2 separate regions of the Homo sapiens genome follow, and region 2 is linked to region 1. A link is an interaction called in ENCODE POLR2A ChIA-PET data of the cell type or tissue named here. Cell type or tissue: endothelial cell of umbilical vein. All regions are shown on one strand. Links, peaks and the distances in the headings refer to the core of each region. The heading gives the core; the rest is flanking DNA.

The links. Peaks named below come from ENCODE experiments on the same cell type or tissue, not always from the same donor. Only the 100,000 strongest peaks of a DNase experiment are listed, where the experiment ranks them.
Region 2: POLR2A ChIA-PET joins it to region 1 with 8 read pairs; 7 of 35 experiments call an interaction of 5 or more read pairs at or near these places.

What each region holds. Positions count from the first base shown.
Region 1 is chr14:103,640,683-103,646,052 of GRCh38, reverse strand. The region is part of intron 1 of KLC1 (kinesin light chain 1); the gene reads right to left. Among named protein-coding and RNA genes, the nearest start is that of KLC1, 14 kb to the right of the region's middle. RefSeq lists a silencer at 1,832-1,881. In endothelial cell of umbilical vein, for the core only: no CTCF peak of the experiment used is centred there; no DNase peak of the experiment used is centred there.
Region 2 is chr14:103,700,900-103,706,269 of GRCh38, reverse strand. KLC1 (kinesin light chain 1) reads right to left here. Exons shown (of 17, transcript NM_001394837.1): 17 at 4,726-5,069. XRCC3 (X-ray repair cross complementing 3) reads left to right here. Exons shown (of 10, transcript NM_005432.4): 7 at 2,943-3,097. Among named protein-coding and RNA genes, the nearest start is that of XRCC3, 12 kb to the left of the region's middle. RefSeq lists enhancers at 1-356, 4,378-4,427. In endothelial cell of umbilical vein, for the core only: no CTCF peak of the experiment used is centred there; DNase peaks (open chromatin) are centred at 829, 1,339 and 2,369; H3K27ac peaks cover 2,361 bases.

The DNA of each region.
Region 1 (5,370 bases), core at 293-5,292:
GGCATGGTGGCTCATGCCCGTAATCCCAGCACTTTGGGAGGCTGAGGCTGGTGGATCACGATGTCAGGAGATCAAGACCATCCTGGCTAACACGATGAAACCCTGTCTCTACTAAAAATACAAAAAAATTAGCTGGGCATGGTGGCGGGTGCCTGTAGTCCCAGCTACTCGGGAGGCTGAGGCAGAAGAATGGCATGAACCCAGAAGGCGGAACTTGCAGTGAGCTGAGATTGTGCCACTGCACTCCAGCCTGGGCAACAGAGCGAGACTCTGTCTCAAAAAAAAAAAAAGGATTGTAACACCTATTTTGACTATATCTTTTCTATGTTTAGATATGTTTAGTTGCACAAATATTTACCACTGTTACAGCTGCCTACCACAGCCACATACTGTATGGGTTTTTAGCCTAGGAGCAATGGGCTACACCATACAGCCTAGGTGTGCAGTAGGTTATACTTCCTAGGTTTGTGTAAATGTACTCCCTGATGCCCCCACAACGAAATCACTTAACGATGCATTCCTCAAAACACATCCTCAACGTTCAGCATAACACACACACAACTGCATTAGGTGGATGCTTTAAACTAAGAAGTGCGACTGCGATGTCCACTACAAGCATGGCAGGGAGCTGCAGAAGAACTGAGCTAGGCAGCACCAGGGGGAACCTGGGAGATGACCAACTCTCAGCCACCACTTGGTTTGTAGACCTGGTAGGGCAGCTAGGTCTTCGCCTCCAAAAAAAAGACAGGCAAATTTTCCCGAGAAATCTGGCCAGCCCCAGGCCAGGCGCAGTGGCTCCCGCCTGTAGTCCCAGCACTTTGGGAGGCCGAGGCGGGCGGATCACCTGAGGTCGGGAGTTCGAGACCAGCCTAGCAAACATGGAGAAACCCCGACTCTACTACAAATACAAAATTAGCCAGGTGTGGTGGCACATGCCTGTAACCCCAGTTACTTGAGAGGCTGAGGCAGGAGAATCACTTGAACCCAGGAGGCGGAGGTTGCAGTGAGCCAAGATCACCCCATTGCACTCCAGCCTGGGCAACAAGAAAGAAACTCAAAGAAAAAGAAAGAAAGAGAGAGAGAAAGAAAAGAAAAGGAAAAGAACAGAATAGAACAGAAAAGAACAGAACTAAAGAAAGAAATCTGGCCAGCCCCAAAAGAGTAACATCCATCCATTCCTCAAATGTTTACTGAGCCTCTACTTTATTCAAGGCACTGTTCTAAAGGTAGAACTTGACCCCCCAAAAAAATTGTCCTAAGAAAATTAAAATATTTTGGTGACAAGAGAATATTCTTTTTCTTCTCTTCTCTTTTCTTTTTAAGTAGAGACAGGGTCTCACTATGTTGCCCAGAATGGTCTCAAAGTCCTGGGCTCAAGTGATCCTCCTACCTCGGCCTCCCAAAGTACTGGGATTATAGGCGTGAGCTACCACACCCAGTCCCAGAGAATATTCTCTATACTTCCAGAGAGGGAGGAAAAAAAACAGGTCATGCAGGCCGGGCGCGGTGGCTCACGCCTTAGTCCAAGCACTTCGGGAGGCTGAAGCGGGTGGATCAGGAGGTCAGGAGTTCAAGACCAGTCTGGCCAATATGATGAAAGCCCATCTCTACTAAAAACACAAAAAAATTAGCCGGGTGTGGTGGCGGGAGCCTGTAATCCCAGCTACTCGGGAAGCTGAGGCAGAGAATTGCTTGAACTCGGGAGGCGGAGGTTGCAGTGAGCCGAGATCACGCCACTGCACTCCAGCCTGGGCGACAAAGCGAGATTCCATCTCAAAAAAAAAAAGTCACGTAGAAAGAATCGAGAATAACTTTAGGCTTTTTTTTTTTTTTTTTTTGAGACAGAGTCTCGCTCTGTTGCCCAGGCTGATGTGCAGTGGTGCAATCACGGCTCACTGCAAGCTCCGCCTCCCAGGTTCAGGCCATTCTCCTGCCTCATCCTCCCTGGTAGCTGAGACCACAGGCGCCCGCAACCACACCCAGCTAATTTTTTGTATTTTTAGTAGAGATGGGGTTTCACCATGTTACCCAGGATGGTCTCGATCTCCTGACCTCGTGATCTGCCTGCCTCGGCCTCTCAAAGTGCTGGGATTACAGGCGTGAGCCACCGTGCCCAGCCAACTTTAGGTTTCTTAACAGCCACATTGGAAGCAAAAGGAAATTAAACAAATGCCTTCGGGCCAGGCAACCTCCACCTTCTGCGCTCAAGTGATTCTCCTGACTCAGCCTCCCGAGTAGCTGGGATTACAGGCATGCACCACCACGCCAGGCTAATTTTTGTATTTTTAGTAGAGACGGAGTTTCACCATATTGGCCAGGCTGGTCTGGAACTCTTGACCTCAAGTGATCTGCCTGCCTTGGCCTTCCAAAGTGTTGGGATTACAGGCGTGAGCCACCATGCCCGGTCAACCAATGTATTTCTTAAATGTATCTGATTGATGTCTCATGCCTCTCTAAAATGTATAAAACCAAGCTGTGCCCCGACCACCTTGGGCACATGTTCTCAGGACTTCCTGAGGGCTGTGTCACGGGCCATGGTCACTCATATTTGGCTCAGAATAAATCTTTTCAAATATTTTACAGGGTTTGAATCTTTTCATAACAATTCTATCAAGGGCACGTGCCAACATGATTTACACCTAATACATCAGCCTCGACCACCTGGCTCAGGTAGCATTTGCAGGTTTAGCCACTGTAAGATTATCACCACCACCTCCACACACAGTCATCCCATTCCATACTCTTAGGAAGCAAGTCACTAAGTGCAGCCCACACTCCAAGGAGATGGGGAAAGTTATAGAGGACCCTCTGGAAGATGGAAGAATCTACCATTATTTGGAATTCTTCTCTAAGGGAGATCAGTCTATTCTTTGTCTCTTTCCTCATTTATTAATGTAATTATTTATATCAATATGGACTTACAGATATTTGTTTTATACTTTAGGTGATAAGTAAAATACTAATTGTTAAAAATACATTCTTGGCTGGGCATGGAGGCTCATGCCTGTAATCCCAACACTTTGGGAGGCCATGGTGGGTGGATTACCTGAGGTCAGGAGTTGGAGACCAACCTGACCAAAATGGTGAAACCCCGTCTCTACTAAAAATACAAAAAAATTAGCCGGGCGTGGTGGTGTGCGCCTGTTGTCCCAGCAACTCAGGAGGCTGAGACAGGAGAATTGCCTTGAACCTGGGAGGTGGAGGTTGCAGTGAGCCGAGATCACGCCACTGCACTCCAGCCTGGGCAACAGAGTGAGACTCCGTCTCAAAAAAAAAAAAAAAACCAAAAAACCAAAAAACTACATTATTTATTTTATTGTTCAAGTTGTTCCAGCTTTTGTCAATGGGAGCTCTTTCAGTTGGTTCCTGTGTCCCTTCTTCATGTTCCCATCCCTTTGTTTTTTAGCATATCCTTACATTCAAACACTAGAAGAAGCTTCAGGCTCATCTTATATTTTCCCTGCCCCAGCCCTAGAATCACCCATTACTCCAAAGAGTTCTGATTTGTTTTGGTACAATGGAATCAGAATCCAAAACTGGGAGCCAGTAGTCTTTCTCCTAAAAACTCATAACCCTGACTTAACCATGGGAAAAATATCAAGACAAACCCAAATTTAAGGACATTGTACAAAATACCTTGCCCATATGTCTCAAAACTATCAAGGTTATTGCAATGGAATCAATGTGTGCCCCCCACCCCAATTCACATGTTAAAATTCTAATGCCTAGAGTAATGCTTTTAGGAGGTGGGGCCTTTGGGAGGTGATTAGGCCATGAGGGGACCCCTCACGGTGGGATTAGTGCCTTTAAAAAAGGGAACCCAGGGGCTGAGCAGTGGCTCATGCCTGTAATCCCAGCACTCTGGGAGGCCGAGGTGGGTGAATCACCTGAAATCAGGAGTTCGAGACCAGCCTAGTCAATATGGTGAAACCCCGTCTCTACTAAAAATACAAAATTAGCCGGGCATGGTGGTGCATGCCTGTAATCCCAGCTACTCAGGAGGCTGAGGCAGGAGAATAGCTTGAACCCAGCAGGCAGAGGTTGCAGTGAGCTGAGATCATGCCACTGCACTCCAGCCTGGGCGATGGAGTGAGACTCTGTCTCAAAAAAATAAAAAATAAAGGGAACCTAGGCAGAGTATAGTGGCTGATACCTATAATCCCAACACTTTGGGATGCCAAGGCAGGCAGATAGCTTGAGCTCAGGTGTTCAAGACCAGTCTGGGCAACATGGTAAAACCCCATCTCTACAAAAAATACAAAAATTATCTGGGTGTTGTAGTGTGCACCTGTAGTCCCAGCTACTTGGGAGGATGAATTGAGCCTGGGAGGCTGAGGTGGAGGTGGGAGGATGAAGTGCACCCAGGAGGCGGAGGCTGCAGTGAGCCAAGATTGTGCCACTGCACTCCAGCTTGGGCAACAGAGACAGACTCTGTCTCAAAAAAATAATTATTATTAAATTTTTTTTAAAAAGGGAACTCTCTCACACTCTTTTCACCATGTGAGAATACATCTAGAAGTCGGTAGCATGCAACCAGAAAGAGGGTCTGCACCAGAATCTGACCATGCTGGCACCCTGATCCCAGACTTCCAGCCTCCAGGACTGTGGCTTGTGTTGTTCGTGAGTCACTAGCCTGTGGTACTTTGTTACAGCCTCGCAAGCTAAGACAGTCCTCTAATGCAAGGAAAGTCTAAGAAAACAGCCACAGAGCAGGAGGCATGATGACTAAATGTGATATGGTATCTTGGATGGGATCCTGAGGTACAACAAGGACAAGGGAAAAACCAGTGATACCAAATAAAGTGGAGTTCAGTTAATAATAATGTACCAGGCTGGGCACAGTGACTCACACCTGTGATCCCAACACTGGGAGGCCGAGGCAGGTGGATCACTTAAGGGCAGGAGTTCGAGACCAGCATGGCCAACATGGCAAAACCCCATCTCTACTAAAAGTACAAAAATTAGCCAGGCATAGTAGCGCATGCCTGTAATTCCAGCTACTAGGGAGGCTGAGGCAGGAGAATTGCTGGAACCCAGAAGGCAGAGGTTGCAGTGAGCCATGGAGCCACTGCACTCCAGCCTGGGTGACCTAGCAAAACTTTGTCTCAAAAGAAAAAAAAAATAATAGTAATAATAATAGTAAGGTACCAATGTTGGTTCCTTGGTTGTCACAAATGTATCACAGTAATGTAGGATATTAACATTAGGGGAAATTGGATGCAAAGTATGTGGGAACTCTCTGTACTATCTTTGCAACTTTTCTGTAAATCTGTAACTATTCTAAAATTAAAAGTTTATTTTCAAATCTACACATAAATACAAAATACATATATAACTTGATAAAAACAAAACCAAAAAAGTATACATACA
Region 2 (5,370 bases), core at 118-5,117, 60 kb before region 1:
CTCCTCACGGGCCTGACCTGCCAGCAGCGGTGTGGCTGGGAACCTCACCTCTGCCACCCTCAGGTCAGCGTCATCCCCAGGACCCAGGGTGTGCTGTGCCTGCCTGAGCTTCAGTGCTGGGTGGAGGGTGAGGGGTCTCCTGAGCCTCCGTGTCGGGTGGAGGGTGAGGGGTCTCCTGAGAGCCCAGCTGGGGTCTGCTCACGCCACAGGCATTTTTGTCCCTGCAGCCCAGGGGAGGGCACCCTCTTGTCAGGTGCCTGAGTCCCTGCGGCTGGTCTTGGGGATGAGCCTGGAGACAGCCAGAAGCCGGGAGGACAGGAGTTGGCCTTGAAAATGGGAGTCTCCCGCTTACCGCACGGAAGAGCTGCTGTGAGGTGGAGGCGGGACTCGAGCGTGCTCAGGAACGGGACGGGAGCCGCCCTCATTCTCCAGCGTCCTCCGTGCCAGGCTTCGTGCAAATCTGATTTGTGCAATGACTCCCCCTCAGCTTCCACCCCGTTGGCCTTTTCAGTGAAGCCCACACTCCCCGATACCCAGGGACACAGAAGCCTTAGGACACCCTCCCTGAATCCCCCAGCTGTGCCCAGCCCAGTGACTGCTGCGGGATGACAGCACAGTCCAGCCTTGCGGGCCAGGGGAAGGGAGGGGGCCCCACGGCCACCGTGACCACATGCAAGGTTAGGGGTCAGATGTGCTTTCCTGGGGAAATGACTTCCTTTCCTGGATCCAATCTAAAGGCCCGAATTTTGAAAAGAAAGCGGCAGGCGGGCTCTGAAGTGATTCCGACTCCCGTGCTTAAGCCGCGTGAGGCTCTCCCAGGCCTGCTGGGGCCCCGCCCACCGCTGGGCTGTCCACAGCCACCCTCCTGCCAGCTTCACGATGTCCCCATGACTGTGCAGCCCCTACATAACGTCACCCCAACAAAAACACGCTGCTTGACCGGTTCCACCTGCTTCCGAGCCTTCCAGCCCAGCCTCTCTCCAGCCAACAGGACGGAGGAAGCCCAGGGCCCCGACCTTCCTGTGGCTCCTGACTAGGGGCACAGTCACTGCTGGGGACACTGGTGGGGAAGGGAACCAGCCACAAAAGGGATGTGGCCTCCCAAGGCAGTATTTATACGTTCCTGGCCTCAAGCGGGCCAGATGCTTCTCAGAAGCTTAGTTCTGACACAGAATGGGGCGGGGGGTTCCTGACCCATTTTTGCAACTCTTCTTTACGTTTGAAATTCTGTCAAAGCAAAATCAGCTCAGAATTAAAGGTTACGCGGACACTCACAAACAGGCTGCATGACACGGCGTGGGGGCACTGGCTCTCCCACAACTGCATGTGCCACTGCAGGAACAGGACGACGCCCCGTGGGCCACGGGGTCCTGGCTGGGCAGCCTTCCTGGCATAGTCAGTGCTTAGAGAGCTCGCCGGCCTTGTCTTTTTGTTTTTGTTTTGCAGGAAACTGGAGTTTTATTATTACTCAAATCAGTCCCCCTAAGCCTTCCTGTTTTTTAAATTGAGATGTAATTTACATGCCATAAAATTCCCTCTAAAAGTGTACAGTTCGGCCTGATAGGCGCAGTACCTCATGCCTGTAATCCCAGCACTTTGGGAGGCCGAGGCTGAGGCAGGCGGATCATGAAGTCAGGAGTTCGAGAGCAGCCTGACCAACATGGTGAAACCCAGTCTCTACTAAAAATACAAAAATTAGCTGGGCGTGGTAGCGCACGCCTTGTAATCCCAGCTACTCAGAAGGCTGAGGCAGGAGAATCACTTGAACCCGGGAGGCAGAGGTTGCAGTGAGCCGAGATCGCACCACTGCACTCCAGCCTGGGCGACAGAGTGAGTCTCTTGTCTCTCAAAAATTAAAATAAAATAAATAAATTCAGTGGCTTTTAATAGAAGCACAAAGTTCTGTGCCCGTCACCACTATCCAATTCCAGAACAGTTCCCTCACCCCAAAAGGAAACCCTACCCATGAGCAGTCAGCCCCCACCCCCAGCAGCCTGCCTCCCCTTTCCCTACCTGTGACTCTTCCTGTCCTGGGAGCTCCATGCAAGTGCAGCCGGACAGCACGTGGTCTCGTGACAGGCTTCCTGCATTGGCATTGTGTTTTCGAGGTTCATCCGTGCTGGAGCAGGTGTCAGAACTGCCTTCCCTTTTAAGATTCGATCATCCCACTGTAAGGATGGGCCGCACTTCATTCGTCCACTCCTCAGTTGATGGCCTTTGGGCCGTCTCCCCCCGGGCTGTCATGAAACGTGCTACGGTGGACGTTCTTTCTCTTGGGTATCTACCTAGGAGTGGGGCTGCTGAGTCATGTGATTTGTTTAACTTTTTAAGGAAGTACCGATTGTTTTCCGAGCTGCACCATTTTACATTCCTAGCGGCAGTGCACAGGGGTCAGGGGTCTGCCTCCTACACATCCTCACCAACACGTGTCTTTTCAAGCTGGCTTTTTGAATTTCACCATGGAGCCCAGATTGCAGGAGCTTTGAAGAGAGGAAACGCTTGCTCAGTGGGGGCCTTGAGGGTGGCCATGTGTCGGGGCTCAGGGGCCATTTCCAGAAGGCGTTGCCCTGATGCTGCCACTTGCTCCCTGCCCTGCAGTGGGGAACGGAGGTTCACAGGGGGAAGGAGGGGCAGGGTGGAGCAGGAGAGGCCTCCCATCTGTGGCCATTCCAGCCCAGGGCCCAGGACAGGGGAAGTCCTTGCCTGGGTGTCAGAAGTGGAGACCCAGCCCATATTCCTCCTGAGGGGTCACCTGGCCCCGGAGGTGGCTGCCAGTGGGAGGGTGAGAAAAAGCACCAGCCTCCTCCCTCCCCAGGCGAGGGGCAAAGAACCTGTGAGGGGCAGAGAGTTAGAAATGGCGGGAGACATCTGCACTTGATTTGTGTGGCAGTCACAGGCCCGTCTGGAGTCCCCTGGGCACATCAGGCACTCTTGCTTCCCAGGAGCCGTCTACATCTGCACGGAAGACGCCTTCCCGCACAAGCGCCTGCAGCAGCTCATGGCCCAGCAGCCGCGGCTGCGCACTGACGTTCCAGGAGAGCTGCTTCAGAAGCTCCGATTTGGCAGCCAGATCTTCATCGAGCACGTGGCCGATGTGGTGAGTGTGGGAGAAGCCCCATGACACCCCCAAGGCAAGCTATTCAGGACCATTGGGGCAGGTGTAGCCACCACGGCAATGGGGTCTCACAGCAGGGCAGGGAGAGTTGGGGCTCAGCTCTGAACACAGCATGGGTCATGGGGGTTTACGCCCGAGGAGCAGGTGGGGTCAGAGGATGGAGAGTGACTGAGAGGAACTGGCAGGGGAGGGAATTCTGGCTAAAGCATCCTGCCAGGACCCTTGCTGAAGGTGTGCCTTGGGGATCAGACGGCCTCTGGGGACTGTGGAGGATGGACCAGTCAGCTACTGAGGGCGACTGGATACGGAGAGCAGGGGTCCTGCTACAATCTCAGCAGGGATTGCCAAAACTGGATTTCATGAGGACGTGCACAGATGGGCCTAGGAGGAGGCTCAGGAGCCTGACGGCAGTTTGGCCAAACAGAATCCTGGCCAGGAGTGGCTGTGGGCCAGGCAGGCAGGGCGGCAGGCTGCGACACCCAGTTACATCTGAATCTCAGGCAGCTTTGAAGCGTGTTCTAGAATGAGGATGCCCATATTCAGATCAACTTTCTTCATGATCTGAAACTCAGATGTAACTGGGCGCCTGTACACCATCTGTCAACCTTGCCCATGAAGACGGAGTGGGGAAGAGAAGCCCCAGGCGGGTGGCAAGGACCTCCTCTGGGCTGTGGGCCCCTGACCAGCTGCCCCAGGAGACCACCGCCCTGAGAAGGATGCGACCTGCTCTCCAGGCTGCTGCCCTGGTGAGATAGCTGTGTTGGTTTCCCCTTGCCCCTGAGGGGAAGACGGCCCTCACTAGGGGCACAGGGGCTCCACCTGGCCAAGGCCTGCTGGGCACCCAGCTCAGACAGGTGACCTCAGATCCTTGACCACTGCCTGGCTGCTGGCTTCCCTGCAGACACTGGCTGGGCTTGGAGGAGGGACCTATGGCAGGGCCTTGCAGAGAGCAGGGGCCACTCACCGGGGGCCAGTGGAGTCCGTCCTGTAGCCAAGAAGCAGGCAAGAGAGGCTGGGACCCATCCCTGCAGCTGGGGCAGCAGTGCTGTGAGCTGTCAGTGCTTAGTTTATAGACATCATCCTGGGAGGGAGAAGTGATGAAGTAGAAAAGACGCAGAAGAAAAGATGGGACGTTTGGGAGTAAACCCCTGACCAAAGGCAAGTAAGGAAATTCCACCCTGTGCAGGGGGAGCGGCTGCCATGTCCAGCCCACCCTAGACATGGCTGTGGCCTGGCAGAGCAGCTCCTGGGTGGGCCTTCCCCCACTTCTCTTTTTTTTTTTTAAGACAGTCTCGCTCTGTCGCCCAGGCTGGAGTACAGTGGTGCAATCTCAGCTCACTGCAAGCTCCACCTCCCGGGTTCACGCCATTCTCTTGCCTTAGCCTCCAGAGTAGGTGGGACTACAGGCGCCCACCAACACGCCCAGCTAATTCTTTGTATCTTTAATAGAGACGGGGTTTCACCATGTTAGCCAGGATGGTCTCGATCTCCTGACCTGGTGATCCGCCCACCTCGGCCTCCCAAAGTGCTGGGATTACAGGCGTGAGCCACCGCGCCCGCCAGCCTTCCCCCACTTCTAAGAGGTCTTATAAAAACTTTCAAGTAAAGCATAAGGCATATAAACTTTTAATTTAAAAAAATGTACAATAAAATACGTTATCGCACACAACGTGAGGAAGTTACACATGGGAAGGGAGCCGTGGGCCCAGCTCATGCCCCAGGTCTCCTGGGAGAGACCACGCCGCACCAGGGCACCAGCTTAGGCCCAGCCCCAGCCCCAAGGTCACGCCAGCCGTGTGGTTATTAGTATCATGTCCTATGCACACAGACGCAGGAGAAATGAGTGAGCGCTGCGGCTCCCGGCCAGGGGCCCTCCCTGCCGCCCTGGCTGTCCCGGGCCAGCTCCGGGCCACACTCGGCAGTCCCATCCTGGAGCGGGGCCAGGTCGGGGTCACTGCAAGAGAAGATAGAAGGTCAGGGCTGGGCCGCCAAAACCTGACAGTGTTACTAAGTTCTGTTCTGGAAACAGCTCTCTGGGGAACCCCCACCCCAAGTCTGCCTAGAGAAGAGGGTGTTGCTGGTTGTGAGCCTCCCTGGGGCCGAGGGGTCATGGGGGACTGGTGCGTCTTTGGTCTCTGCTCCCTGGAGCACCAAAGGCCTGCGTCTGGCACGGGGGAAGCCAGGGGTGTGGACACAGAGCCTTCTCTTGCATAAGCAGAGCCTGGTGCCATTCCCACCCCCCCACTCTGTGGCCC